Linked DNA regions of Homo sapiens: regions 1 and 3 are each linked to region 2. A link is a loop called in an ENCODE intact Hi-C map of the cell type or tissue named here. Cell type or tissue: GM12878. All regions are shown on one strand. Links, peaks and the distances in the headings refer to the core of each region. The heading gives the core; the rest is flanking DNA.

Region 1 (10,552 bases), core at 2,162-7,161, 270 kb after region 2:
ACATTCAATTAAGAATAAGTAATGTTTTTCAGATTGTAAACATGTTGGGCTTATGTTCCGTGATGTCTCCATCTAGTAGTTAAATAATCTTTTATTAAGAGTGTGTGGGACTAAACTGGGAAGATTAGCTACAGAAATAACAAACTCAACAATTTATTTGAAATACTTCTTAAAAATTAAGATTTTTATTATAGAGAAATCATCTTAAGTAATTTGCAAGATATTGGATTATTTTAATCCAAATTATTATAATTATCCAAAAGAATCCACTGGGTACTCTATTGCCAAAATATTGGTTTATTTTTTAATCTTATAAACATCTTTGAGGTTTAACTGAATTATTTTAAAAAGGGCACTGAGTAAACGCTCGTAAGTTTTTTAAAGCACTTAAGGTGCAAAAAAACAAACTCAACACTATATCCATAAAATTGCCACCTCAATTAAACCCTTTATGAAATAAGTACAATAATTAACTTATAAATCAAATTTTAAAATGTGATTATGAGGAAAGAGGTATCTGTTTAGTAAATGAAAGTCAACTTAAAAATATTTCATTAGGAAGGTAGAAGTTGCTCCACAAGAGCCATAACACAAAGAAACATCACCTATTCTTCCAAAAGCATCCAGGGCTGTCTTCACAACCTTCTCTCCTTCTTCCACTGAATCTGAGGGAAAGGAAAATTTGTATGAAATTTCGGCAACCTCCCTTCCAAAGGACTTCTAAATTCTGTGGGTCAGAGTACACGACAAATACTATTCACCCAACAGAACTCAGAAGAACATATCCATATCTACAATAATTTACTAATTATATCATGTGCTCACTAATAAAAATAGTAAACAATAGAACAAAGCTTAGAATCATGAAATAGTCTACATCAAAAGTTTTAACAATTCTCACATATATAAAATATGTAGTCAGAAAACTTTGGCAGACTTAGAAAATCATAATTATACTGGAATACTGAGATATTTGCTCAAAGATTATTAATGTGACAAATAGCATTAGTTGAAGGAAAATAAATAGTATAGTTCTCTCAAATACCATACCATAGTTGGCCACTGCTTTTCCACCTCTCCTTCTTATTTCTTCAACAACCTTATCAGCAGCTAAGGAGCCTTTACCAACTCCTTTGAAGTCCCCTCCCAAATCATTCACTGTAATGCAAAAACAAGCAAACAACAATTAATTATTCTAGACTTTCAAAATGTGTGTGTGTGTGTGTGGAAAATGAAATTCTAATTACTAGCACATCTCTTCAGTCATCTGCCCAGTTCCTTCCTACCCTATCCCATCTTACTAAACACAACACAGCCATTTTCAAAACATTCCTCTTCATTTTTGAATACAGACATAAAGAAACAGCAAAACTATTTAAATACAGGTTGTTCTCATGAAATTTTTAACTGTGCAGTGTTTTTCCTCTTTCAAAAAGTAAAGAAGACTGGGCATGGTGGCTTATACCCGTAATTCCACCACTTTGAGAGGCTAAGGTGGGAGGACTACCTGAGCTCAGGAGTCTAAGACCACCAGCCTGGGCAACATAGCAAGATTTCATCTCTACTAAAAACCAAAATAATTAGCTGGGCATTATGGCATGTATCTGTAGTCCCAGCTACTTGGGAGGCTGAGGTGGGAGGATTGCTTGAACCTGGGAAATCAAGGCTGCAGTGAGCTATGATCATGCCACTGCACTCCAGCCTGGGCAACAGAGCAAGACCCTTTCCAGGAAAAAAAAAAAAAAAAAAAAGGAGCAGGGAAGAAAAGTAAAAAAAAAAAAAAAAAAAAAAAGATTCATCCACTTTTCAGCAAAAGAAAAGAAAAAATGTGAAAATCGCTTTAAGATTAAATACACAGGAAAACAAAACTACTATAAGATCGATCAATCCTACTTCCACATCTTTATCCAAAAGAACTGAAATCAGAAGAAAAACTGACTTGAAATTCTCTTCAAATAACAAAGGATATTAGCACTCCAATGTTCACTGCAACACAATTCACAATAGCTAAGATGTGGAAACAACCTAAATGTCCATGGATAGGTGAATGAATAAAGAAAATGGGGTATATACAAGCAATGAAACGTAATTCTGCATTTAAAAAGAATAAAATACTGCAATATGTGATAATATGAATAAACTCTGAAGACACTATGTTAAACGAAATAAGTGAGTCACAAAAGGACAAATACTGGCATGATTCCACTTATGTGCGGTATCTAAAATATCAAAACTCATAGAATCACAAAATAGAATGATGGTTGCCAGGAACTAGTGAGATGCTGGAAATGGAGAGTTGATAACCAATGGGTATAAAGTACCAATTACGTTGGGCCGGGCGCGGTGGCTCATGCGTGTAATCCCAACACTTTGGGAGGTCGAGGCGGGTGGATCACCTGAGGTCAGGAATTCAAGACCAGCCTGGCCAACATGGTGAAACCCCGTCTCTACTAAAAATCCAAAAATTAGCTGGGCGTGATGATGCACACCTGTAATCCCAGCTACTCGGGAGGCTGAGGCAGGAGAATCGCTTGAACCCAGAAGGCAAAGGTTGCAGTGAACTGAGATCGTGCCACTGCACTCCAGCCTGGGCAGCAGAGTGGAAACTCTGTCTCAAAAAAAAAAAAAATTTCAATTATGCAAGATAAATAAGTTCTAGAGATCGGCTATACAACATACCTATAACAATACTATATTGTACACTTAAAACCTTGTGAAGAGGATAGATGTCATAAGTATTCTTACCACAATAAAAAAGTTTTTAAAGATTAAGCACACAATGTTGAAATATCTTCTCCATAAGAAAGTCTTTATGTATAAGAATGGTGATTTTAAAAGAAACACGCATGAGCTTAAAATATTAGAAAATCATATTTTAAGTTTTTACAACACACAGTGTCTAAAATGAAAGAAATAAAAACTATTTCTCAAAAGAGGTCAAAAATTACATACAGAACCAATATATGTTTAGTCACTAATTTATACCATAACTCCATGTTCATATGTTTAACTGATGACACTTACCATAAAACATCTCCCTATATCCAATTATATATTTACAAACATTAATTGATAATTTACTATTTGCAGGAAAATCTACAGAGGGACACACAAATGTATAAGAATGGTGTTTGCCCTCAAAGAGTTTATAATCTATTGAAAGTTAAGTATGCGATGGCCACAGTAATACACAGATTTTAGCATAAAGTGTATATCCAAGCCAACATAATCAAATAAGAACAAATATCAAAGTTAATTTACACAATAATTTATGAAAAAATTTACAAAATAACATGCAAAAACTAATAAAAAGATACATAGATAAATGCCAAATAACTTGGAAAAACAGAACTTAAGAGAATTACTTGAAACAAAGAATCTGCATTGTGAAATGATCTTCTCCATAGGGTTATTGCATAGATTTTGAAAGCTGTAACAATAAAAAAGTTACTAATTAATAAATAGCATAATGGTATACATGAAAATGTAATAGTTATGATTAACACAATTTTTTTTAAACAAGATTTTTTTTTCTTCTGAAAAACTGCTCTTTTTAAAACTGGGGTGAGAGTTGAAAGTGGAATTGGATAAATAAGTAATGGGATAATATGGAGAAAAAGCCAATGCCTAAAATTAGCTAAGGCATATATATTTTCACTTAACTTTTTAAAAACAGGAAATGAGTTTTTCAAAATGTGGACTGAGATTTTTTTTTGATAGTATAATATGATAAGTCTTACTGAAAATAAAAATGTTACAAGACACAAAATAATAGAAAGAGGCTTGTATTATCCCTCAAGAGATGGAAAAAGTGTTAGGATTCTCAAAAGACTGAATTCTTATTAATTGTTCATTTCAATGCAATTATTCAAATGACAGGAAACAACCAGTTAAAAAAATCAAGATTTTAAGACAGTTAACAGTCTTTTATGACCCTTTTTAAGCACAAGAAAGTTCAAAAGCAAATTAGAAAACGTGATACTTAAGTGAAGAAAGCATTGTTTGATTGTGCAATGAAACACTACCCCCAAGTGGAAATTTTACAAAGCGCAACCAGGCAGGCAAGCATTGAAAGCTGGATAAATAATTTATTGAGATCAATCATGGGTAGTTAAATAATATTGGGGTAAATTTATCTCAAACAAATCTCTACATTAGAGACCACTAAATTGACACTGACCCACTCAGCAATCCCATTATCACCAGAGCGAAATCACAGAAATTAAAATCTTAACTAGAAAATACTGGTTAGATGTCATCAAGATGGCCAACTAGAGGTGCCCAATCCTTGTCTCCTCCGCAGAGAAGAATCAAAACAACAAATAACAGCACTTCAGGTAGAATGTCTAAGAGAGAACATGAAAATTCAGCAAGGAAGTGACAAAAACCCTCTGAGGCACAGAAACTCTGCATGGCAGCTTAGAGGGGGAAGTGAAGCATCCAGATGGAATCAGCTTAGAGCTGACAGGGACTTCCCATTGTGGGCAAAAGGTTAAGTGGGGGACACCCAAGAGTCGCCATTACCATCACAAATACCTGTAATCACAGACCCTGAGCTCAGTATAGGAACCTGCCTGGAGTATACACAGCTGAATTGCTCCTGAAAAGAAACACAAGCTGAGTCCTCCCTATCCCATGAGACCCAAGCTGTTACAGTATGACACCATTTTGGTAATGGAACCACTGCTGGTGTGCATTCTGACCTGGAGGCCAATAGCCCAGACACCTCCACATCCTAGGGGTGCCATCTGCCATCATCCCACCATGCCCACACAGAAGGCTGCAGGATCATGACCCCAGCTAGTTTCAGTGGTACCACTATGACCTCAGCACCTGAGTCCATGCAGCACCCTACACTCCAAAAAAAAAAACAGACATTCAAGTACAATGGGGACGCTGCCACCAGGAAGAGAAAGGCTGACATACGCATTCCCCAGAGACTGAGAATTAGCCTGGCCAGCATCTATCACCTCAAGCAACCATGACCTATCTAGCAGTAGAGCAACCATGTGCCACATGTGCCCCATATGGACCAAGACAACTGACACCACCAGCAACCCTTCCCCCTCCCATGGAGGATCTACCATGCACCATGCTCACCCACCAGGGACAGACAACTAACCCATCTGGCAATCCCTGTTCCCAGCAAAACCATGCCACTGTCTCCACAAACCCCAAAGTCAAGGCCACTGAGGCACATACAGACACTGTTGATGTTGATTACAGCCAAAGAAATCACAAGGCAATTACACATCTGTGCCCAACCAGAAGCTAAACCAAACACCTAACCTAACTGATACATAGAGAAAAAAGTCTTTCCCTACAAAAGTTAATTCATAAAAGGGGAAGATACGACTGTTCTACTAGACACACAAATATCAATGTAGGAACAAAAGAAACATGGAAAAACAGGCCAGGTGCAGTGGCTCACGCCTGCAATCCCAGCACTTTGGGAGGCCCAGGCAGGTGGATCACTTGAGGTCAGGAGTTTGAGACCAGTATGGCCAACATGATGAAACTACATTTCTACTAAAAATAACAAAAATTAGCCAGGCGTGGTGGTGGACACCTGTAGTCCCAACTACTAAGGAGGCTGAGGCAGGAGAATTGCTTGAACCAGGAGGCAGAGGTTGCAATGAGCCGAGACCGCGCCACTGTACTCCAGCCTGGGCAACAGAGTGAGACCCTGTCTCTAGGTGGATAAATAAAGAAATAAAAATAGATACCTTTCTTTAAACACTTTTTTTAAGTTAAAAAAAAAAAAGAAACATGGAAAAACAGGGAAACACAACACCTCCAAAGAAACACAACTCTCCAGTAACAAACCTAAATAGAAGAAAATCTACGAAATTCCTGAAAGGGAATTCAAAATGATGATCTTAAGGAAATCCAGTGAGATACAAGAAAAATATAGATAGATAATACAAGAAAATCAGAAAAACAATTCATTATCTAAATGAGAAATTCAACAAAAAGATATATATATCATTAAAAAAAACAGAGCTTAAGAATACAATGAATAAAGTGTGATGACTGAGTGTTCACACTCGTGTAAGATATGCCTCCCTCAAACGTTGTCATGAAATAAGCACATTGCCCAACTGATAGGAAAAAGAAAAAAAAAAACAAGAATTCAATCAATGAAATTTAAAAATACAATTGAAAGCTTCAACAACAGACTACATCAAGCAAAAGAAAGAATATTTAAACTCAAAGACAGGACTTTTGAAATAACCCAGTCAGACAAAAAAAAAAAGGAAAGAGAAAAACATAAAAAAGAATGAAGAAAGCCTATGGTAGTAATGGGACACCATTAAGTAAACAAATTTTTACATATTGAGAGTTACAGAAGGAGCGAAGTTGGGCATAGAAAACATTTTAGCTGAAAACTCCCAAGTCCTGAAAGAAAGATGGACATCCATATCCAGGACACTCAAAGGTCTTCAAATGGATTCAACCCAAAAATGTCCTCTCCAAAGCACATTCTCCTAAAACTGTCAGAAGTCAAAGACAAAAAGAGAATATTAAAAACAGCAAGAAAAAAGCATCAAGTCACATATAAGACTTATTAGACTAACAGCAGATTTATCTGCAGAAACATTACAAGCCAGGAGAGAATGGAATGATAACATTCAAAATGCTGAAAGAAAAAAAAAAACAAAAACCTGCCAGCCAAGAACACTACTCCAGCAAGCTATCCTTCAGAAATAAAGGAGAAACAAAGTCTTTCCCAGACAAGAAAAAACTGAGAGAATTTATCACCACTAGACCCGTCTTAAAAGAAATGCTTATGGGAGTCCTACACTTGAAAGTGAAAGGATGAACTACCATCATGAAAACATATGAAAGCTTAAAACTCACTGGCAGAGCACATACACAAATGAGAAAGAGAAAAGAATCCAATTTCATCACTACAAAAAAACCACCAAACTGAAGAGATAGACAATAAAAGACAAAGAAAGGAACAAAGAACATACAAAAAAAAACAGAAAACAATTAACAAAATGACAGAAGTTCTTGCCTATTTATCTTGAATATAAATGAATTAAATTTCCCAATTAAATGATAAAGAGATTGGCTGGATAGATTTTTTTAAATACTCAACTATATGCTACCTACAAGAAACTCACTTTGCTTGTAAAGACACACATGGACTGAAAATGAAAGGACAGAAAAAGATATTCTATACAAATAGAAACCAAAAATAGGCAGAATAACTACATTCATAACTCAGTATATACAAGGCATTTGTTCCAGGACACTCCACGTGCATCAAAATCTGTGCCTACTCAAGTCCTGAAGTTGGCCCTGTGAAACCCACGTATACAAAAAGTAGGCCCTCCATATATGCAAATTTCATATCCTATGAATACTGTATTTTCTATTGATGTTTGGTTTTTAAAATATAAATGTATAAGTGAACCTGCACAATTCAAACCTATGTTGTTTAAGAGTCAACGATACACTTACATCAGATATAATAGACTTTAAGTCAAAAACAGTGCAAAGAGAAAAACAAGGTCATTATATAAAGATAAAGGTATCATTTCAGCAAGAGGACATAACAGTTGTAAATATATATGCACCCAACACTGGAACACCCAGATATATAAAGCAAATGCTACCAGATCTAATGAGAAAGATAGACTTCAACACAATAATAGTTGGGAACTTCAATACCTCACTCATGGCATTGGGCAGATCATCCAGAAAGAAAATCAACAAAGAAACTTTGGACTTAAACTGCTCTATAAACAAAATGGACCAAAAAGACCACTGCTCTAGAAATGAAATGGTCCTAATAGAAGTTAACAGAACATTTGATCCAACAGCTGCAGATACACATCAGCACATGGAACATTCTCCGCAACAGACCATAAGTCAGGCCACAAAATAAGCCTCAATAAATTTTTTATTTGATATGATTTTGGTTTTCTAATCACAATGAAGAAAAACTAGAAATCAATAACAAGAACTTTGGACACAGTACAAATACATGCAAACTAAACAACATATTCCTGAATAACCAACGGGTAGCAAAGAAATTAAGAAGAAAATGTAAACATTTCTTGAAACAAATGAAAATAAAAACACAATATACCAAAGCCTATGAAATACAGCAAAAGCAGTACTAAGAGGAAAGCCTATAGCAATAAATGCCTACATTGGAAAAGTAGAAAGAATTCAAATAAACAATCTAAAAATGCATCTAAAAGAACTAGAAAAGCAAGAACCAAATCCAAAATCAGTAGATAGAATTAATAAAGATCAGAGAAGAAATAAACAAAATTGAGACTAAAAAATTACAGAAGGTCACTGAAACAAAAAGTTGGTTTTTTGAAAAGATAAACAAAACTGACAATTCATTAGCTAGAATAAGAAAAAAAGAGAAAACACAAATAAAATCAGAAATGAAAAAAAGGCATTTACAACTGATACCACAGAAATAAAAAAGATCATTAACGACTACTACAACAACTCTACGCCAACAAACTGGAGGAAAACTGGACATAGACATATGACCTACTACCAAGATTCAACTCAGAAGAAATAGAAAATCTGAACAGGTCAATAACAAAGAACAAGATTGAAGCGGGTATAAAAAGTCTCCCAAGAAAGAAAAGAGCAGTAACAGACAGCTTCACTGCTGAATTTTACCAAACATTTAAAGAACTAATACAAATTCCTCTCAAACTATTTCAAAAAATTGAAGGGGGAGGGAACAGATTTCTTCCAAACTCATTCTATGAGGTGGGCATTATACTGATACCCAAACCAGACAAGGACAAAACAACAAAAAAAAGAAAACTGAAGTCCAATATCCCTGATGAACACAGTCACAAAAATCCTAAACAAAATACTAGCAAACTGAATCCAATTAGAAGATAATATATCACAATCAAGTGAGATTTAGCCAGAGATGTAACGATGGTTATGTGTATCAATAAATGTGATATCACATCAACAAAACAAAGGAGAAAAAAACCATCTGATCATCTCAAGAGAAAGCATGTGGTAACATTCAATATTCCTTCAGGATAAAAACTCTCAACAAATTAGGTACAGAAGGAATGTACCTCAATACAACAAAGGTCATATATTACAAACCTGCAGCTAACATCACACTCAACAGGGAACAGCTGAAAGCTTCTCCTCTAAAAACTGGAACAAAATAAAAATGCCCACTTTCACCGCTCTTATTCAACATAGTGCTGAAAGTACTAGCCAGGACAATTAGGCAAGAGAAAGAAACAAAGGGCATCCAAATTAAAAAGAAGGACATCAAACTGTTCCTGTTTACAGATGACACAATCCTACATATAGAAAAACCTAAAGACTCCATCAAAAAACTCTTAGAACTGATAAATGAATACAGTAAAGTTGCAGAATAGAAAATCAACATACAAAAATCAGTAGCATTTCTATACACCAATGTGTCAGGCTACTTCTGCATTGTTATAGGAAATACCTGAGGCTGGGTAATTTACAAAGAAAAGAGGTTTAATTGGAACATAGCTCTGTGGGCTGTACAGGCAGAGCTCCAGCATCTACTCCTCGTAAGGCCCTCAAGAAGCCTCCAATCATGGCAAAAGGCAAAGGGGGAGCAAGTGCATCACAATGGCAAGAGTGGCAGCAAGAGAGAGAAGGAGGTCCCAGACTGTTTTAAACAACCAGATCTCACATGAACTGAGTAAGAACTCACTTATCACCAATGGGTTGGTGTTAAGCCAATCACATTTCAACATGATTTGGAGGAGAAAAACATCCATACCATATAAACCAATACCAAACTAGCTGAAAAAGAAACCAGAAAGCAATCCCATTTACAATCACCAGAAAAATAAAATAAAGTACCTAGAAATAAATTAACCCATTCATGGATTGGAAGAATTAGTACTGTTAAGATGGCCATACCACCCAAAGTGATCTACAGGTTCAATGCAATCTCTATCAAAATGCCAGTGGCATTCTTTTTGCTGTTGTTCCTAGCCACTAGACAACCAGGGAACCAGTGATATTCTTCAAAGAAACAGAAAAAAAAAAAAATCCTAAAATTCACATGAAACCACAAAAGATCCCAAATAACCAAAGCAATACTGAGCAAAAAGAACAAAGCTGAAAGTATCACACTACTTGACTTCAAAATATACTATAAAGCTAGAGCTACCAAAGGCCGGGCGCGGTGGCTCACGCCTATAATCCCAGCACTTCAGGAGGCCAAGGCAGGCGGATCATGAGGTCAAAAGATCGAGACCATCCTGGCCAACATGGTGAAACCCCATCTCTATTAAAAAATATATAAAAATTAGCTGGGCGTGGTGGCGGGTGCCTGTAGTCCCAGCTACTCGGGAGGCTGAGGCAGGAGAATCACCTGAACCCAGGAGGTGAAGGTTGCAGTGAGCCGAGATCACACCATTGCACTCCAACCTGGGCGACAGAGCGAGATGCTGTCTCAAAAGAAGAAAAAAAAAAGCTATAGCTACTCAAACAGCAATGGTAGTGACATAAAAATAGATACATAGACCAATGGAACAGAATAGATAACACAGAA
Region 2 (10,552 bases), core at 2,831-7,830:
AATTCCTCTTTATTAGAAAGATATTTAAGCTGAGATATAAAAGAAGGAAGAAAGCAAATCAAGCAGTATGAGGGGTAGTGAGGAAGTTCTAGACAGTGGGGACAGGCAACACAAAGGCCCTGAGGGTGAATGAGTATGCTTAGTGTGCAAAGAATAGCAAGAAGGCCAGTTTGAGAGTGAAGTGGAGTGGAGTGAAGCGGAGTGCATATGGGAGAGAGTAAGAGATAAGGGCAGAGAGATAATGAGAGTGGAAGAGGAATGGGGAATAGATCATGTTAGGCATCACAGGACAAAATAACAGTTGTAGATATATGAAGCCATCAGAAGATTTTGAAAAAGAAAACTGTCATCTGCCTCCCATTTTAAAATGCTATATGGAAAATTAGTTTTAAAGACCGAGTTAGAGAAAAGAGATACATTAAGATACTGTTGCACTTCTAGGCAAAAGATGAGGATACCTTGGACCAGCATAGTAGTGGTAGAAGTAGTGAAAAATAATTTGACTTGAGAGAGACTTTGCAGGGAGAATTCTTTAAAACATTGTAGATGGATTATTGCATGTGAAGAATGAGAGAAAAAGAGGTGCAAGGATGACTCCAAAACTTTTGCCTGATCAACTGGAAAAAAATGGAATTTCAGGTACTAAGAAAGAAAATAGAGAAACAAGTATAGAGAAATAATTAAGAATTTGGCTTTGAATAAAATTTGGGATTCCCAGTAGTCATTCACAAGGGGATAGATGTTGAATAGGAAGTTGGCTGTGCAAGTCCAGCACTTGGTATGGGATTTGGACTAAAAATTAGCAATATCAGTATATAGATAATATTTGGTTTGGTTGGAGGAAACAACTCCAGCAGTGACAATTATGAAGAAGAGAGAGGACTAAGGACTGCAGGACTGCATTGAAAACCCTTATTTTTCCATACTCAGAAAGCTGGCAAAAGGTGAGAAGGAAACCCCCAATTTTTATATAATTCAGTATACTTCTTAACGTTAGAGAGCTCTTTTATAGCTATATACAATTGGTAGTTATAATAAGTCCTCTCACTTTCAGAAGAACCAGTACTAATAGAGCTGACACCTAATTTATTTGCTTGCTAAGCATCAGCTGCTAATCCCAGCTGATCTGAATCTGAATGAAATTAGTTTGAGGCAGAGTTGGACTTCACTAAAGGACATTGTGCCTTTGAATGATGTTTTTTAAGATAGACCAAAGGCTCCGCCCAGACACCTGGTGTTTCAGAAATTGATAGGGCTGCTCTACAGAGTAGTTTGATTCCAATGTAAGTTCCTCAAGAAAGCCACAAGCCTGGGATTTCATTATTTAGCCTACCAAGCATCCACTTTTGAAATCAGGACAAATCATTTATTCATTAGTATCCCATTGTAGCAGCCAAGACAGTCCCAATGATCCTAAACTCTTGGCATTAAGACTTTCGTAGTCCCCTCTCACATTGAATAGGGCTGACCGATATAACAAATAAGATATTGTGGAAATATTGGCATATAACTTAAGAGGCTACATCATGAAAGACATCAGAGCATCTACATTGCTCTCTTGAATTACTCAGGGGAAGCCAGCTGCCATGTTTCAAGAACCATCAAGCAGCCCTAGAGAGAGACAAAAACCACTTAGCAAGAAGCTGATGCTTCCTTCTTACAGTCAGTGAGAAACTAACTAAGATTGCCTATCAATAGCCATGTGAGTGAGCTATCTTGGAAGCAAATCCCCAGCCCCATTCAAGCCTTAAGATGACTGCAGCCTTGGCCAACACCTTATCAATACCTTGACTGTTGCTGGGCGCAGTAGTTCATGCCTGTAATCCCAGCACTTTGGGAGGCCCAGTCGGGCAGACCATGAGGATCCGTGTTAGCCAGGATCAAGACCATCCTGGCTAACACGGTGAAACCCCGTCTCTACTAAAAATACAAAAAAATTAGCTGGGCGTGGTGGTGGGCGCCTGTAGTCCCAGCTACTCGGGAGGCTGAGGCAGGAGAATGGCGTGAACCTGGGAGGCAGAGCTTGCAGTGAGCTGAGATCGCGCCACTGCACTCCAGCCTGGGCGACAGAGGGAGACTCCGTCCCATAAAAAAAAGAAAAAAAAAATACCTTGACTGTAACCGCAAGAAACACCCTTAGCCATAACCACCCACTAAGAACACCTGCTAAGCTTCTCCCAGATTTCTGATCCATGGAATCATAAAGGCCTGTTGTTGTTCTAAGTTTACTTGGGAAGCTTTGAAAATATTCATGCTTGGTTTCTATCCCCAGAGATTCTGACTTAATTGGCCTGGGATACGGGCTGGACAACAGGATTGAGTCTATCATCAAAGTTATGGTGTTCAAATAATATGTCACTCAATTTCAGATGAGATATGGAGCCAACCTGACCTACTAGACATTTACTTCTTTCCAAAAGTGAGAGGCAGGGCAAGTATTATATGGGTCATGGTGTTCTAGATGTGGACTCTGCAAAAAGGGTCAACAATGGTGGTACATTTCCCATCATTTGCTGCTAATTCTATTAAAGCACTTTAAAATGGAGACCAAGCCTAAAGAATCCCTGAACAGACAAAGCCAGTTAGGCCCTCATAAGGAACCTTAACCTTGCTTGCTTTGCAAACGTAAGTGAAACTTAACTTGAACTATTTCTTGTAAATGCCTAAGTTAAAGAAAAACAGAATTTAAGCTCGACAAGTCAGAAGCAACCAACAAACATATACTTATGTAACTAGGCATTTTCCAATGGGATACACCAAATAAGGCAACTGTATGACTGCAACCAATCAAATATTTTCTTTGTATTACTTTTGAGTTTGTCCTATAAATGCCTCCCACTTGTATTCTCTCTGTGGATCTCCTGAACCACTTCTGGTTTGAAACTGCTACTCTTGATTCATGAATCACTGTTTGCTCAAATAAACTCTTTAAAATTTTACTGTGCCTCCCTTTACTTTTTAACAATCCATGCAGGGCAAATAAACGTATGGCAGGAGGTACAGAGGAAAATCCAGGTAGATGTGGGCTGTTTTCCACCTGTTCTCAGCTTACATACCACCTAACGTATGCTGCCATATCCCTTCCATTTCATGAGGGATGACCTTAACTATTTCCTTCCTTTCACTCTGACTTCTACTGTATTTAATCCTCCTTGCATTCCCACATGCATACACACTACACACTTACCTGTCAGGATACTTTCAGCAGCAAGTAAAGAAAACCCAACTCAAGCAGCTTAAAAATAAAGAAAGTGTATTCTCTCATATAACACAAAGCTTAGAGGTAATTGAGTGGTTTATTGGCATAATGCACTCAGGATCATTCCATCTCTGCTATACTCAGGTGTTGTCTAAAGCTTCAGACTAATTTATTGAATGGACATGGACAACTGCCTCAGCTTCAGACATGAAGACTGAAAGAACAGAACAGAGAAATTCTCTTCCAATGTATCCCCTCTTATCAGGAAAGGAAAAAAAAGTTTTACACATGCACACACGCACACACACACACAGAAAGCCTCGCCACACATCTCATTGGTGGAAAAAACTAAGTTACATGCTCATTCCAACCATCAACAGGAAAAAGAATAGGAAAACATAATTGCTAAAGCTATGCAGCACTTAGTCCCAGTGAGCTAAAGATAGGATCACACACACACTTCATATTATCAACGTCTGCTGAAATACTTTAAATTGCGTATAACAGATACATATCAGTTAGCTGTTCCCACAGTAATGCTGCAAAACATAGACATGAAATCTCAGTAGCATAAAACAAAGTCATGTATGTCTCAGGAATCTACAGGTTAGCATGAGAGGTTTGGTTCTGCTAAACTCAACTGAACTCACACATCATTGATTCTTTTGACAGCCAACTAGTCTAGACTGGGCTTGGCAAATGGTGCTGATTCAAGTTGTGGTTCCAGCTGGACTTTGATACTCACTGATGTTTGAGCAATTCAATAGGTATTCATTCTAGGGTGCAGGATAAAGGAACAGAAGGTATCAAGGAGGTAACAGCAAAAGCATGAGAAGGCAGGCAGAAATGCAATGCCTTCTAAGGTCTAAACTAAAAACTGACACACTCCCACTTCCACTCACATTCCATTAGACAAAGCAAGTTATGGCTAAGCCCAAAGTCAAGGTACGAGGAAGAACACATTGCAACTGTGGGAAGGACTGCAAAGCCACAAGGCAAAAGGTTTGGATGTAAGGGGAGGTTAAGAATAGAGGCCAGTATTCCTATTTACCACTGATACTAAATCTAGCTCTGTCAACCAAAAATAAAATTATTGGAAAAATATTGAGGACTCTCAGCATTGATGAAAACTTAAGGATCAGGCTTAGAAAATATATATCTGAAAAACCAAGAAGCCAGAAGCACACAAACATTTTTAGCAGTATTAACCTGCCAGGATATTTCCACCACAGGATTTTCAACATCACTGCCACTTCTGTGAAGGAAACGCTATCATCCTTTCTTTTGTTTACTCATTCAAGATTTAAAATCCTCGGCAGGAGCATCCAATCAACTCAGGCTGGGTTATGTCTAGGCAGTATTATCAGGATCAGAGAAAAAGAGGACCTAGCCCTTTGCATTTTCATATTGAGAAGTGGACACTGACCCCATCAAGATAACATCTAATTAGGGATTCTCCTAAGATATAAGTGGTCTTAGATGCCAGAGAGACAAAGACACAATGTTCAATGGCTACACGGAACTGGAATGAAATAGGAATTCGGTGAATGAAGGAAGGACTTTCAACTATAACACGAAAACATCCCTCATTAAGGGAAGTATTTCCTGTTCACCAACAGGAGGGGGAATCTTTTTTTTTTTTTTGAGACGGAGTCTTGCTCTGTTTCCCAGGCTGGAGTGCCGGGGCGCGATCTCAGCTCACTGCAAGCTCCGCCTCCCGGGTTCACGGCATTCTCCTGCCTCGGCCTCCCGAGTACCTGGGACTACAGGCGCCCGCCATCACGCCCGCCTAATTTTTTATATTTTTAGTAGAGACGGGGTTTCACCGTGTTAGCCAGGATGGTCTCGATCTCCTGACCTCGTGATCCACCCGCCTCGGCCTCCCAAAGTGCTGGGATTACAGGCGTGAGCCACTGCGCCCGGCCAGGAGGGGGAACCTTTAGATCATTCATTATAAATCCTCTGAGGCCTAGCCAGCACCTACTGGCAATACACATTTGAACAACAGTTTCTTTGGGATTATGGAGGAAAAAGTCTGTTAGCCTTACAAATGTTTTTATAATAGTTTTATGCTGCTGAATAGACTTAAGGAAATCAAATATGTTTCCAATTTTGCACTCAGCATTTAAATAATCCGATGTACAAGCAAGAGATATATGGTTACCTCATGTTTAAACATACTCAGGAAAAACCACTGGGCATTGAAATGTACTGCCTCAAATGAATTTTTATGCTGAGAGATCTACACTAACGTGATAGGTCTTCAATTCTACTCGTGGCTTTAGGAAATCTATAAATTCAAATCACTATTATGCTTAAATAATGCAATTGCACTCAAGGGACATAGACTGTAATATCGGATTAGGTCATGAGATTAATGGATTTGGAGGGTCTCTTTTTTTTCCTCCATAATTCATTTTTGTACTAAATATTTATAGTAAATCAAGTCTGTGTCACAAAATAGCCATTTGGGTTAGTGAACAGAAGTGGAACAGGAGCAGAAAGGAAAGTTAGAAAAGGGAAGGGAGGAGCGAGAGTTGGCAAGGGAAGGGGGTAAGAAGGAGGCAAAGGGAAGAAAAAAAACGCCTCCTGTCCATCACCTCTCACTACTCTCAGGCATGGTGATTCTCTGTGTTTTCATTCCTTACTTAGGCCAAGCATGTCTTCTTAAGCAATTTTCCACTCAACCAGTTGGGGTCACTGTTGTCAGGTAAAACAGTATGGCCCTCATTAATCACACCCACAATTGATGCCCAGATTCCTGTAATCCCAAACCTACTCTTTTTTTAATCTATTTTTTTCTTCCTCTTCTTCTTTCTCCTCCTTTTCCTCCTCCTCCTCCTTTCTTCTTCTTCTTCTTCTTCCTCTTCTTCTTCATCTTCTTCTTCTTTTCTCCTTCTTCTCCTTCTTCTTCCTTTTCTTCCTCTTTCTTCAAAGAAAGGATATCCTTTATTTTAAAAGGCATAGCAAAAATAGACTTATCAAGATGTCCACTCAGATAAACTAATAAGAGTGAAGAGAAAGAAATGCAAAGGTGGGGTACTGCCATTTAGAATATGATATTGCATCTAAACAACCCTCTGGGCAGTGGTTTGGTCCCTATTAGTGTCCTCTTATAGATGGACTGTCCCCACACCAGTTCTTTGGTCTTTAAGTTGTTCCCAACCATATTAAGCAGAGGTCACTTCATTTCTTTCCAAATTCTTCTACTAGATAAAGTGTGCTGGGATGAAAAGAGTGAACCACTATTTTCTTGACTGAAAATGATAATAGACTCAGGCATTTCAAGACACATAATGGAGATGGCCCAACAATGCCCCAAAAGGTGATATCATAGAATAAGAAGAATGAATGCAATGAACTAATTCTGTTTAGTTGTGTAATCTAATGAAGTCATGCCACAGTTTGGAGCCTTCAGCAGTAAAATAAACGGCTTTCAAATTGAGGCTATTTTTAAGTTTCTCCATTAAATATAAGTATTTTTTTGAACATATACTTTTAAATAGGCTACCTAGTTCTAACTGGATATAAAATGAAAGTAAGGAGAATAACTGAAATGTCCACCCTTTATGCTCAATAAACTACAGTAATTAAATTGGGTGAGTGGGTCCTTCTCTTAAAAAAAACTTTCTATTAAAAATGATGTGTCCTTTCCTCATCTAATGCAATCCAAAGACTCCAAATAACTAGAACATGGACATTCTTTATTTATTCTTGACAGAAACTGGGCACATAGGGTTTGAAATCATTATACTTCTGGCCTAGACAACTCACCAACAAATTATGGTTTCAATGGTTACTACCAACAATGGGTTTTAGTCCTCAATTTTGCTAGTGATAAAAAAAACCTGATGCTAAAAAAAAGGGCTTTTTCTTTTCTTTAATTCCAGAGAAGTATTGGATAGATATAAACTTCATTACTTTCTTATTGTTTTCAACAGTCATATGCCACATAATGACATTTTGGTCAATGACAAACTGCATATAAAATAGCGGTCCCATAAAATTACAATGGTGCTGAAAAACTAGTATAGCTTAGTGATGTCATAGCCATGTGGTGATGCTGGTGTAAACAAACCTGCTGAACTGCCAGTCATATAAAAATGTAGCACATACAACTATGTGTGGTACATAAAGGTTATTACAAAAGGGTCAAATAGTTTTTTAAATGTTAAGTTTATAAAGTAAAAAGTTTCCAGTAAGCTAAGGTTAATTTATCATTGAAGAAAGAAAAACACTTTTTAACGAATTTAGTCTCGCCTAAGTGTAAAGTGTTTATAAAGTCTACAGTAGTGGACAGTAATGTCCTAGGCCTTCACACTCACTCACTGACTCACCCAGAGCAACTTCCAGTCCTACAGCTTCCTCAAAACGTAACCCTATCATTAAACAATGCATGACTGTATTTAGAGCGTCCAAAAGAATCTTTGTCATCATGGTATTCCTTAATTTACTCCAATAAATGTTCCTACAAGACTCAGATGTACTCAATTATTTGCATGCTTTACCTCTACTATTTAAATTCCTGCCAAATTCCAAATTAATTTTATTCAGCATTATTTCCTATAGTCAAGCAGTAAAAGAATATTGTCTAAATGCTAATCTGCTGTTTATTCATTTTCCTTGTACAGCTTCAGTCCCCCAGAGTTTGACAGTTCAATAAATCCTTAAAAGAGATTGTAATGCTGCCTTGCTATATATTGTTTTCTCCAAGAAAATAAATTAAGAAACTTTCCCACCTGTCACCCTTTAAAAATGAGAAAGAAGTGTATCTTTCTGCCTATAGAAAACAGGCTTTGAATATGGAATTAATTACAAGAATCTGGAATAAAAAATAGTCCCTGGCTAACAGAAAATGATTTCAATAGATTCTGGCAAAAGCTTTTCTATAATTTGTTTCCTTCAGAACAATCTGATCAGCCTCATTCTCATAGGATGCTAAAGCAGAGAATCCCATATGTGCTTATGCAATATGCAAAAGGTCTTTGGATTTTTTCTGCAGCTTTAACTACAGCCCTTGGGTTTGCCTGTCATTGAAGACAATCTGTGCACAGTTGATTGAAAATGCAATTCATTATATGACTCTTCTTAATGTCACAAATTGAGAAGAGTGGTTAAACTTTGAGTCATGATTGGGGGAAAGAAGACTTAATATGCAGGAGCTAATTAATATGAAAACAGCTAATGAATTAAGAGTTATACACAGTTGACAGGCTAAAATAGAGCAGGTTATGTAGAACTCAATTCAATCCTGTTATTCTCCTCATGCCCTCATCACCAAATACCCACACTGGGCAGGTAAAGGCTGTGTGGTGCACAATTGCCTGTGCTTTAAGGTTTATTCCACTAAGTAATCTACTCCCTTCACACATACCAGGTTTACTTTACAACTGCCTGAATTCATAAAAGCCTCACCATTGCCTCAGGTTGCCAGATGTTCACAAAGCATGGTCAGTTGTTTTTGTTTTTTTGTTTTGTTTTGTTGAGACAGCGTTTCATTCTTATTGCCCAGGTTGGAGTGCAATGGCGTGATCTCGGCTCACTGCAACCTCCACCTCCTGGGTTCAAGCGATTCTGCTGCCTCAGCCTCCCGAGTAGCTGGGATTACAGGAGGCTGCCATCCCGCCTAGCTAATTTTTTTTTTATATTTTTAGTAGAGACAGGGTTTCACCATGTTGGCCAGGCTGGTCTCAAACTCCTGACCTCAGGAGATCCACCAGTCTCGACCTCCCAAAGTGCTGGGATTACAGGCGTGAGCCACCACACCCGGCCGGTCAACCTTATCAAGAGAATTAACCCCTACAGCCAAGTCATTTCTACAGTTTGGCACTGTTCCACACATGTGGTAAACCCAGCATTTTAACGTGTACATTTAATATGTAAATGTTACATTAAAAACATAGAAACAAATTTAAAATAAAAAAGAAAGAAAGAAGATTTGCAGAAAAAGAGATTTCCTCCCATAGGACAGCTATTGATTGGCTCAGGGAACAAATATTTCACTACAATCAAATCATACATGCCGAACCAGTGTGGACCATCCTTTATATGTCAGCCAGTTCAGGGATTCAAACTCCAGAAAAATGTACAGAGTGGAACTCACTTCCCATCTCCAGCTTCAGCCCCACACGTGGAGTGCCTACTGGCTTGGCTGAATCCTTTGCTATCACTTCCAGTTCAATTTGTGTCAGGCCATAACCTAGGGGCATTAGGTGAGGAAGTCAGGAGATGGCAGAAACCACAAGTCTAGTTAGAAAAGAGAGTTGCACATGAAGATTTATAGCCATATGTCAATTTGGACAGGAACGAGAGTGCAAGGACTGACCATAGGCTAGGGAAGACAGAGAATGTATAATATCACCTGAGAGGTTTTCTAATAAATAGGACAGGGATGGCGGGATGTTCTACCAATACTTCATGGCCCCACCTAACTGTGAGGGTGGCTGAGATATATAGTCTAGCTGTGTGCCAAGGATAAGAAATAAGTGGATTAGGAAATTAGATTTCATGAGTACATGGCAGTCTTTGGATCATCAGTCTAAAAATTAAATAATTTTAAGTCTATCCATCAAGGCTTCACTAAATCTAATCCTATTATGAAAGTTTTCTATTCTACTCATTCAGAGGAAGATCTGCCCAGCTTCGGAGCACAAACACTTACGTCTTGTTTGGCAAATAACTCAACCTTATAACAGCGCTTTATTTTTATCCCATTGCTATCTAATTATCATGTCGCTTTTAACATTCTAAGAATAGAAGTTCTCACTCCCCACGTTGATAATGAGCTACTTATAGGTGAGCAGTAAGTATCTTGTATTTCTAGATCAGGTACATGCATGCACACAAACACACACACACACACACACACACACACCCTGACTCTGTCTCTTACTCAGATTAGGTATTTGAAAAGAATATAGTAAGTGAAAGCATAAGGTTCTGGATTTGTAAAATGAAATCTATCATCTACCAAGATAAGTACCTCCACAAAAAATAAACAAACAGAATAAATATATATCATCGATAAACACTGTTGGGTTTACAATGCAAAGTTCAGTGTTAGGAAAACTAAAGATGCAATAGATGTCAGCCATGGTCTATATCCTTAATGAAATTTGTAAAGAATGAATAGATGCATAAAGTAATTTTATTTTTAGTTGAGAATTAGAAGTTCCACTTGAAATGGTTTGACTACATACATTTATTTCCTGAAATACCTTTAGCATAACATAAAGGAATAAAAAACATTATAAACCTTAAAGGACAATGAAAACAGGAAAGGAGACAATAGCAAGCAAGATATTTCCATAAAACGTTAGAAGATGGGAATGAATTGAGAAGTGGTAAATGACT
Region 3 (10,552 bases), core at 2,176-7,175, 170 kb after region 2:
TTTTGCTAGCTACTCCCATTAAAGATGTTACAGTTTTCTTACTCCTGGGTGTTTAAATGTGTTGTCAGTGATTGAAATTGCTAGAAATCTGACTTCCAGATAGCTTTAGGAGGCATACTTTAATTGCTCTGATCTTCATATTTTTTCTTTATAAAATGAGGAGGTTGGATTATGTACCACTGAAAGTATTTATAACAGGGAATTTAATGCACAGAATGAGTTACACAGGTTACAGAAAAGCTGAGAGCCAAATGGGATGATGCAGTAACTCAGACATTACCTACAAAAGGAAGCCACTACAACCACTAGGCTGGAGAACAAAGAGGGAAGGTGGTATTGCTGGAGTTCAGGAGATTCAATCATCCAACAAAGGCTTGACCCATGCTGGGCCTGTACAATGGGAGTTGGAGCCACGGGATTAATGTGCCTGCTGCCAGAGAATCAGCCCAAGGCAGAAAGGAAGAAGGAGAAATACCCTGGCTTCTCCCTTCTGCTGTATCCCAGCCTCCCTCCAATCTCTAACCAGTGCCTCCTACTGGCTACACTAAGTGAGAATCCAGCTAACACAGGAATTTGATAAACAACAGCCTTCATGGCTCAGCCCCTTTGTGAAAAAACACAGCAGGGAAAAAACAAGAAAAGTATCTGAGGACAAGCAGGTCCTAGACAACCATAGTCTAGATCAGAGGCACTGACAATTTTGTAAGTAGCAGGTCTTATGAAAATAAAAACACAAGTAGGAGGGCTGCTTGAACTGATGATAGTCATAGTTAGAGAAGATCGGTGATTGGCATATAAATATGGAATTTTACTCAAATATAAGACAAATGCATACCAAAGCTTATTCATATTCACAATCTATTCATCAAATGGGTCTGGTATAATTTTAGCTGAATTAAATAGTTCAAAATTATGTAATTAACAAAACTCATTTCCATCCCATCTGTAACATGAATCCTGGCAGCAGCCAGCTATACAACAGGAGCTAGTTTATATGCACGCTCTTGTTTGGTCATTTTTTAATTGAACCAAAATTTTCAGGCAGCCAGGACCCAAAGATCAGGTGGCTGTGCTGGTCTGAGAGCCTCTTACTGGCCAAGACACCAAGATTCCTTCTAGTTGCAATGGTCTCCATTCCTCCAGGCTAAGTAATGGTGCCTGGACCATACACTGAGGGAAGGCTTCCAGGAGATTGAAGGGAGGTGGTCACACCTGGTCATGTCAACATTGTCAACCTCCACCAGGCCACAGAGCACTGACTCTTGGTTGGGAAATTCTTTAAGCCTGGTTCCTACAATCATGCAAACAATTCAAAAGGGTCCCGGAAGAGTTAGAAGAACTTCCTGGAGCAGTGAGCACTTACCTATCCCTAGCCCTTTTGGGGGTCAGACTTCTAAAGTGAAATCTTTGGGTGTCAAGAAGAGCTAAGCCAAAACTAAAATTCCTCACCGATTCTGTTCATTGTTGTTTTTTTTTTTATCGAGAAGCCTGCTTGACACTACACATCAGCCAACGTTCTGAAAGCATGCAGTTGAGGCATGGTACTTCTTTTTGTTTTATATATGCATCATTTTTTATGTTCCCAAAAAAGCATATGAATTAAAAATTATCTGCATAAACATGAACTTACGATTTTTTCTATATGTCCAAGGAGAGCATATAATTTTATGAATAAATGAATGCCCCATCCCCATCCTTCAGGTTCTACCCCAAAAAAGCTCCTCCTCTTCATCCAGAATTCCAGCCTTGAGATGACACAGCAACTGTGGCTCCAGGAGGGCAATAAACACCTATTAGTGAGATCACAGGCAAACAAATTTTCTTTGTGCCTTAAAAAATATACCCTCATGCATCCCAGTGCGCTGAACACAAGAATTTAGAAACAGTATTTAGGAGTAAATACTGTTTGGCCAATTATCAGGTTAAGGAGAGAAATCTATGAATCTGGGAAAATTAATTTGAGAAACAGTTGTTTTTGTTTTTGTTTTTTAAGGAAGGCATTTATTTAAGGCAACATAAGAGTCTGTTTACATTTAACATTTTAATAGTTGGAAGGTTAAGATTTTGAATCAAGTATTATTGCTATTCAACCAGAAGCAATGGATTCTGTTTTAGTGAACTTTACCCTTTCACAGGTATTTAAGGAGCCTGTTACAATGTCAAGCAATGAACATTTTCCTGAAAGGAAGCAAAAGACATAAGAATTAACTCTAAAAAATGGCACTGTGTCACAGGAGAGCAGCCTGCCCATCTACCCTCGGGGGAGTTAAAAAGGCAGAAAGAGCAGATAGTGAGTCTGAAAGGACAAAGAGGCACCTCAGGACTCAAATTTCATGAAAAGTTCGCTCTGCAGAAAAACAAGAAGCCAATGCTGATGAGAGGACTTCAAGTTGGAGTTCTGCAGCTGATTTCTCTCTGTTCTTTTTTCCCTGTTCTTTGTTCCCTTTTCCTCCCAACTTCATTCTCTTCCCTGCAGGATGCAGATAATTAACAAGTGCCTATAGATGGAAGGTCTTGTAATCATCCCTTAATGGCTTTTCCAATTGTCAAAGTTAACAAGAATCTGGAGTTTTCTAAACCAGTTCAACATACAGAACAGAAAAAAAAAAACAAAACCCACCTTATTCTTAAGACTACTGAGGATGACCTTTTCACAGTTAAATGTGTTGTCTTCAATCTTGTGCTGCTATTTAAATAGCTTCTTCTACAGAAAATTGTCCCTTTGGAGAAAGTGCTGCGATTTCCCGTTTGAGGGGTTAACAAAGCACTTTAAGGCAATTGATCTCAAAGTGAGAACAATATTTCAGCAGCCAAAAGTAAAAGTACACACTACCTTTGACAAAGACAGCTCCGGTGTGGACACAGGGGAGAAAGCTTGGTTTGAAGAAAACACAAGGAGGAAAGGTCAGCATAAAAAGGCACTAAGCACCCATCTTTCTACCAGATAGGAAGTTAAAATACATAATCTCATAAGGCAAAAGGAAAAACTTTAGGTTGTCAGACCCAACTTTCCCAACCTAGGCGTCAACGGTACTTTTTACAACAGATGTTCTCAGCAATGGGGCCATATTGTATTCACCTGGGAGCTTTAAAAAAGAAATCTGATGTCTGGTTCCATGCCAGATCAATGAAATAAAAATATTTTAGGCTAAGGGGCAAGCCTTGGGAAGTTTTTTAAAAACTAGCAATATAGGTGAGGGAGGGATAAGATCCACTGGACTCCAATGCCTGCCTTGATCCAGCAGCTACATCATGGGCACTTCTGGTGACAAGGAATTGACTACCCTCCTAAAAATTAATTCCTTTTAAAGACCATTCTAAAATCATTCTCATTACTAAAGGTTTTCCTTATGTTGTGGCTAAACCTGCTTTTCTGTAACTTTCGCCAATTTTTTCCTAGCTCGGCCCAAGAAATCTACATGATACATTTATCAAATTTGGAAATGATACAAACCTGGAGGAAATTTTTTGATAACACAATGAACAGTCTGAGGGCAAATCTGAGGTCAAATTTAATAAAAATCTAACAGATATCTACATCCTATATTTTACTCAGGGCTAAGAAACAACTCACCAAGAGAGGATAGGAGAGAAAGGGCTTTAGCAGCAGAGTTACACGATAGATTTCCAGGGTAGGGATGGAGGCTGGGTGGGTGGCGACGTGGCTGCTGAAACCACCCATGTCTTCCCAGCCTGCATTCACAGATGTGCCATCTCCAGAAGAGGGACGCATCAGAAACATACTTTCAGTAGGGTACTAAGGTGACCATACTTCAAAAGAGAAAGAAAAAAACAGGGGAGAATGAACACAATGGTGAAGGGTTTTGAAAGATTTCAAATAAAGAACTACTAGGTGAAAGGCAGATGAAAAAGAAAATATTAAAATGAGGAAGAGGAAACCAGTATTTGAGTATATACTCAGTGACAGATGTCTTTATACATTAATTCAGGTAATCATCAGAACAGCCTCTGGGGTTACCTAATTATCTAACAAGGAGATGTTTAAATGGCCTAAAGAGATAAAACTAGGAAGAGGTGGGTGGGCCTGAAGCTTGAAAGAGACATATACAGCTTCATCTCTTTTCTTCTTTTGTTTTTGTGTCTCCATTGGAGAAGGGTAAGGCAATTATACTCCTCAATTAGTGGGACTCAGTTCTTTGGTTCATGCAGAACCCCTTTCTTATTTATTCATTACTTACTTTGTTTTTTCACATGCATATTTGTTAAATCTCTATGCCCCACTAGCATATTCTTTCCTCTTCATAGGTAACAATGTATATTATTTGTATTAGTCTGTGTTGCTATAGAGGAATACATGAGGCTGGATAATTTATTTTTTAAAAAGAAGTTTATTTGGCTCACAGTTCTGCAGGCTACACAAGAAGCAGATGCAAGCTTCTGCTTCTGGTGAGGGCTTCAGGCTGCTTCCACTAGTGGTGGAAAAGGAGAGTTGGTGCATGCAGAAATCACGTGGTGAACAAGGAGAGGTGCCATGCTCTTTTTAACTACCAGCTCTCAGGAGAACAGTGAGAACTCACTCACTCTGCCCCCTGGAGGTCATTAATCTATTTATAAAGCATCTGCCCTCATAACCCAGACACCTCCCACTAGGCCCCACCTCCAACACTGGATAACAAATTTCAACATGAGATTTAGAGGGGTCGAACAAACCAAACCCTAGCATTCTTTTATTTGCATACTTTCTTGTAGAAATTTTGTACGTAGTATGTAAATTTTCTTTTCATATACTTTGCCGTTTTCCACTAGGATTTCTACCTTTTTCTTGTTATTTTAGTTATCTGTGTGTTCTAGGTATTAGTCCTTTGTTGGCATTAGAAACTTTACTTACAGACTACTGACATTCTAATCTTTGTAATAACATTGCCCAGATATAATCAAAATCAACTTTTCTTTCTTATGGATTTTACATTTGAATTATTATTTACTAAATCTTTCCCCATCTTAAAGTCACAAAGATATTATCCTACATTTTTCTTTAATTAACTGTATGGTTTTAAGTTTTACATTTAGATCTTTAATTCATCTAGAATCCACTTTTATAATGTGGTGTTATGATAAGATCAATCTTTTTTACTCCATTTAATGAGCCTGTTTTTCTATTAGCATTTACTACAAAATCCTTCCTCTCACTGTTGACTTATGGTACCACCTTCCTATTATATAAATTTCCAATCAATATGAATTCATTGTTGAGCTCTCTATTCAGTTTCAGTGACCTATTTGACTGTCCTTGCACCAATATCACACTGTTTTTATTGTGTACCATGGCTGCTTTGTAGTATGTCTTAATACCTTCAAGGGAAAGTTACCCCATATACTCTTCTTTTTTCAAAACTGGCTTACTACGAAAAAACTCTAGAGATCTGCTGTACAACATTGTGCTTAGGTTAGCAACATTGTACTGGACACTTACAATTTTGATAAGAAGGTAGATCTCTTGTTCACCACAATAGAAAAAAAGATTGGTTTGCTATTTTTTGACTTTCATTATTCTGTAAAATTTTATAATAAATGCCATCATCAAAAATGTCCAACTGGAATTTTTATTGGGGTTAAACTAAAGATTATAGAAGAATAACCCTTATTGCATAAGTCATCTTATCCAAGAGCATGAAATGTCTATTTATTCAGATTATCTACTATGTCCTTTATTTATATTTTAAACTTTTCTTCACAGAGAGCATGTATATTCTTGGATAAATTAATTCCTAGATTAAATCTGTCTTGGAGGACTTCCCATACATGGGCTGATATAGAAATGACATCAGTATAACAGCCTCTGGTTTGTGTGGATATTTTTCCCAGCACATTAATATCATGTGCTACCCAGCAACAGCCACTGTACGTGAAAAAGCTAGCCCAGCTGCCCTTTGACCCCTCCAGTCAAGACCCCTTACTGTCTTGGTCGTCCTCCATCTGCTTCAAGTACCTGTTGTGTAGCAGCCAGCACCTTCTTGGCACTTGGTGGGTAACCTATGCCCTCAAATTCTGAAGTCCCTGTTTCTTCCCAGCCAGTTGATGTTCGCCTTCCCATAGTAGCTCAATCTGTTCATGTTCTCAGGGAACACCCCCAGGGAAGTAGATTTCAACTCAGTCAAAGAAGGACTTTCTGACCCAGCTATCTTGGGAGGGAGCAGCTCCCAAGTAGTAGTGACCTCACCCCAGGGAAGAGGACATTCACTCAGCCTGGTCAGAGAGAAGCAACACCTGCAGTGGCCCAGAAACCGACATGGTGATCTCTGCAGTCACTTCCAACTCAGACATTTGGTACATAATCAGGCTCCAGGTGTCTCTTTTCATCTCCAAGCCTCACATGCAAAGATGCACTCTTCTTCTATGTGCCTCAGTTTCTTCTAATCAGGAGGTTCCAGTTTGATATTCAGTCCCCACCCACCACACTCAACCACACTCAGATACCTGTATCCAGCATTCCCTGGATTTTGCTGTCCCAGTGCTGCCAAAGACGTGCCTTTGCTACAGATTTCTTCAATAAATCCCTATTTTTAGTCCATGATCTTGAGGCTATTCTTGATCCCTCTATACTTCATCTATAAAATGGAGATATTATCCCTAAAGCATTGCCTTGAAGATCGTATAATATATAGAAACACTTGGCTTATTGTTGAAATATTAGACCCTCTTCCCTTCAATTTTTATCCCACTTCCTGCCTTCCAATGTCTAAATCTTTTATATTCTCATTGCTTAACTATAATGAAGGTTTTGATCCCGTACTCTAAAGCACAAATATTTTGGCCTGCTATGGGAAAAGGTAAAGGTATCTTTACCTAGTTGGATAACTATATATGTGTGTGTGCATGTGTGTGTGTCTGTGTGTGTGTATAACTATATATGTATGTGTGCATATATATATAACTATATATGTATGTGTGTGTGTATTATATATATAGAGAGAGGGATATGGATATGGATAGATAGATATAGATATAACTATACATGGCAAATATATATGTGTGTGTTTATGTTCTACAAGGTTAAAAACCAGCTCTCAGTTAAGAGCTAGCCTTGTTTTTTGACTACATTTCTAATTATGGTTTGTTGCTTGTCATTTATTTCCTATTGGTGTTGCTGAATGGACTTTTACCCTGAAGCTTCATTTGTTAAAAAGAACATTAACATAAAAGAATCTTTACTAGAGCTCCAAGGAAGAAACATTACTCCATTTTTTTTCTAGACATCTAGTAGCAGAAAGCATGTATTTTATTTAAAAAGATTCAAAAGACTATTGTTTATAAAAATGACATGAAAATCTGATTTATGTTTCATTTCTAAAGCACATGATGAGAAGAGTAAGTCACAAAGTGGACATATGAAGAATTGAGGAAGCCTTTCTTAGTCCATGTCTGATATTATATCCAGCCTTCTAAAAAACAATTTGTGTGTTCACTATTTCAGAGCAGTCATGATAGGGAATCAATTCAGCCTAAAAGGATGCTCCAGAAGGAATAATTATTTCAGCATTTAATATACATAGAAAGAAAAAAGTCATTTTAGAAAATTAAGTGCCCCATATCCCAAAGGCAAAGCATCTACAAAGTGATATTTTTAGTTTTAGATATGGTTTCTCCTTTATACAAAAAGGCTCTCATTTTCAAAAGCTTAGAGTTTGGCTTGAAGTCAGGTTTTCTTGTTTATTTGCCTTTACTTTTGTATCCTTTTTATTCTGATGTTAACCTGTAGTCAAATAGCTTACTATTGTTCACATGAATTTTTCCTTGGAGAAAGGGAGAGAACATTCTTACCCATTACCCACATCACAGCCACTTAATAAGGGCTGGTTTCACTGATGAAGAAAAACATTCATAAAAGTCCATATTCCAGTTGGAATTCCTTACATTACCATATGAATCAACCTGAATGTGAAGAACAACATTACGTGTATAATGATATGCAAGAGGGGTTTCATATTTAATCCTTATGCCATCAGATTCCCAACCATGGACCTGTAATATAACTGATTCAAGGGTGAAGGACTAAAAACCCCATTACTCTTTTCTACCATTAATGTTGTCTATGAGCTGGTACGGAGATAAAAATGTGATTTCTACTAATGGAAACTGCCTCTACTGAAATTCAACAATTTGATGGTAATCAACCATCTGTATTTAATTTTATATGCTTCATTTTGATACAAAATTTTATTTACTCTCATCGAATAAATTCCCTTTTCATGTTATCAACTTGATTACCATTAGTCAGGTCTGTGTCTTGGTGTTTCCCAGAATCACTCTTTTCCCCTTTCTTTCTTAAGCCAGTACTTTCTTTCTTAGGTTCAGAAGTATATTATTATTATTATTATTATTATTATTATTATTGTAAAATTTCTGACTCAGATGAAAGCCTAATGAGGAAAAATATAATCATGCTTTCTAAAGGCAGATAAAACTGCTCACCAGGTCATGATTCCTCTGTAGCACAAGCTTTTTAAGAGTTCAACACTAATTAGCAATTCAGTAAGTCCCTGCACATCTTAAAACATCTCCAAAATCATAGGGAGGTGAAGTGTCTGATATTAGCTTTCACCACTGCAAATACTTTAATAGCTTGTGAACAATTCAGAGAGGCTACAACGTGTCCTCAATGAGCTCATGCCTGAAATGGGGACTGCAGAATGACAGGAGTAAGGATAAGGCTAAGACTGAGAGAAGATAAGGCTGAGACTCATGTCCCCTTTATAGCCAACTTGATTTATCCCTTCTCATTTCAAGCCACTTACAAGTACACTTAAAATATAACTTAGGCTCTGTTACAGTCCTTGGCACAAAGGACATTTTGTATGAGGCACTGTTATTTTGGTCATGAAGCAAAATTATGTATTGATTACCTTGTGTCTAATCCTGTATGTAAGATAGCTCAGGTAGTAGTCATGGGTAATCTTTATTTAAAAAAAAAATCCTTTCTGGAACTAAAAGTAGATCTGCCATTCAACCCAGCAATCCCACTACTGGGGGTATCTACCCAAAGGAAAAGAAGTCATTATATTAAAAAGACACATGTACACTCATGTTTATAGCAGCACAATTTGCAATGGCAAAGATGTGAAAACAACTTAAGTGCCCAGCAGCCAAGGTATGGATAAAGAAAATGTGGTATATAACACCATAGAATACTATTCAGCCATGAAAAGGAATGAATTAATGGCTTTTGCAGCAACTTGGATGGAGTTGGAGGCCATTATTCTAAGTGAAGTAACACAGGAATGGAAAACCAAGTACCTTATGTTCTCACTTCTAAGTGGGAGCTAAGCTATAAGGAAGCAAAGACATACAGAGTAATATAATGGACTTTGGGGACTCAGCATGGGGATGTTGGGAGGGTGCTGAGGGATAAAAGACTACGTATTGGGTACAGCATACATTGCTTGGGTGCTGGGTGCACTAAAATCTCAGAATTCACCACTATAGAACTCATCCATGTAACCAAAAACCACTTGTATCCCCAAAGATATAGAAATTTTAAAAATTCTTTCTGAATTATCTTCTCACAACAAACACAGCTTAAGACAGTATCAAAGCACATTAACAATTAGAGTTAATTTATAGCAAAGAGCAAGGATTTAAAAACACAAGCACCCATATTAGGAATCATAGCTCAGCTGTTTTACGTATGCAACCCCAGTCTCTATATAACACAACCAGAGATAAAAACTCAATTGTTACAATATCCAAATGAGGTGACCATCCTAGCACCTAAGTACAAAGAGAACATGTGCCAGCCTTCCTAATTTACACTTGCCTTCTCCGAAGCTCTGAGACCCCCTCCCCAGTCGCATTTGGAGAAAGGAAAACTTCATACTCCAAAGCCATTACATTTATTTCCATAGGCCAAATACAGCAAGGATCCTCTGTGCTTCAAAAGCACACCTCGGGCTTCCCCTCAGGTCTTCCTTGCCTTAGGCAAAAAGGGCCAGAGAAGTGAGAACCGTCTTTGTGAGTCCACAGAGGAGAGTCAGAGCAGCCTCTTCTGCTTTCTAGAAGAAAATCCATGCACCATCCCCACCACCTTCTTTCCCTATCATTAGGAGAAGCTCTGATATCGCCACTAAATACTTGAGGACTGATTAGCCTTCGGGGCAAAGGAATTCCAGTGCTTCGTTTCAACCACTGTTTGCTTTTATATATTTCATCAATGACTGCTGATTAAAATGTATTCTCTCCTTACAGGCATTTTGCCCATCAGCAAGTAGATGAAGGGAAAATGTGTAGGGAGCGCTTAACGATTTTCTGGAGATGGAGGGGGAAATGGTGGGTGGAAGGCATGAGCCAGGGGCAAGTGGCATGCCATAAACACAGCTTGAGGGACTGGAACCCTTCCTTCCCCAGCATGAGGAGCCCAGCTTTCACGCAGTCTCAGTCTGAGTGCAGAGACTGCTCCTTCTTTCCCATCCTCTCAGCCCTACCCACCCTAGAACTAGCTACCCACATGCCAGGGGCCTGGGCCAATTTGGACATCTGGGGGTCATTCTGGTTGTCACAAAAACTGGGAAGTAGCGCTGGCATTTCTCAGACTTCC

Evidence for each region. Peaks named below come from ENCODE experiments on the same cell type or tissue, not always from the same donor. Only the 100,000 strongest peaks of a DNase experiment are listed, where the experiment ranks them.
Region 1: a loop joins it to region 2, with 9 times the contacts of the local background. A loop is called at or near these places in 21 of 110 quality-filtered maps.
Region 3: it touches region 2 in a loop (4-fold over the local background); 13 of 110 quality-filtered maps call a loop at or near these places.

Annotation. Positions count from the first base shown.
Region 1 is chr5:119,464,514-119,475,065 of GRCh38, reverse strand. It overlaps HSD17B4 (hydroxysteroid 17-beta dehydrogenase 4), which reads right to left. Exons shown (of 24, transcript NM_000414.4): 3 at 1,051-1,158; 4 at 606-665. It also overlaps the pseudogene LOC124901215. Among named protein-coding and RNA genes, the nearest start is that of HSD17B4, 17 kb to the right of the region's middle. RefSeq lists enhancers at 3,777-4,508, 4,509-5,240. In GM12878, for the core only: a CTCF peak has its summit at 4,040 (motif pointing left); a DNase peak (open chromatin) is centred at 4,465; H3K4me3 peaks cover 448 bases; H3K27ac peaks cover 1,284 bases.
Region 2 is chr5:119,739,512-119,750,063 of GRCh38, reverse strand. No RefSeq gene overlaps it. Among named protein-coding and RNA genes, the nearest start is that of FAM170A, 120 kb to the right of the region's middle. In GM12878, for the core only: a CTCF peak has its summit at 5,896 (motif pointing right); a DNase peak (open chromatin) is centred at 5,883.
Region 3 is chr5:119,573,107-119,583,658 of GRCh38, reverse strand. It overlaps LOC107986444 (a long non-coding RNA gene), which reads right to left and starts at 4,315. Exons shown (of 3, transcript XR_001742859.2): 1 at 3,575-4,315; 2 at 1,631-2,874. RefSeq lists an enhancer at 4,378-4,447. In GM12878, for the core only: a CTCF peak has its summit at 4,543 (motif pointing left); a DNase peak (open chromatin) is centred at 4,515.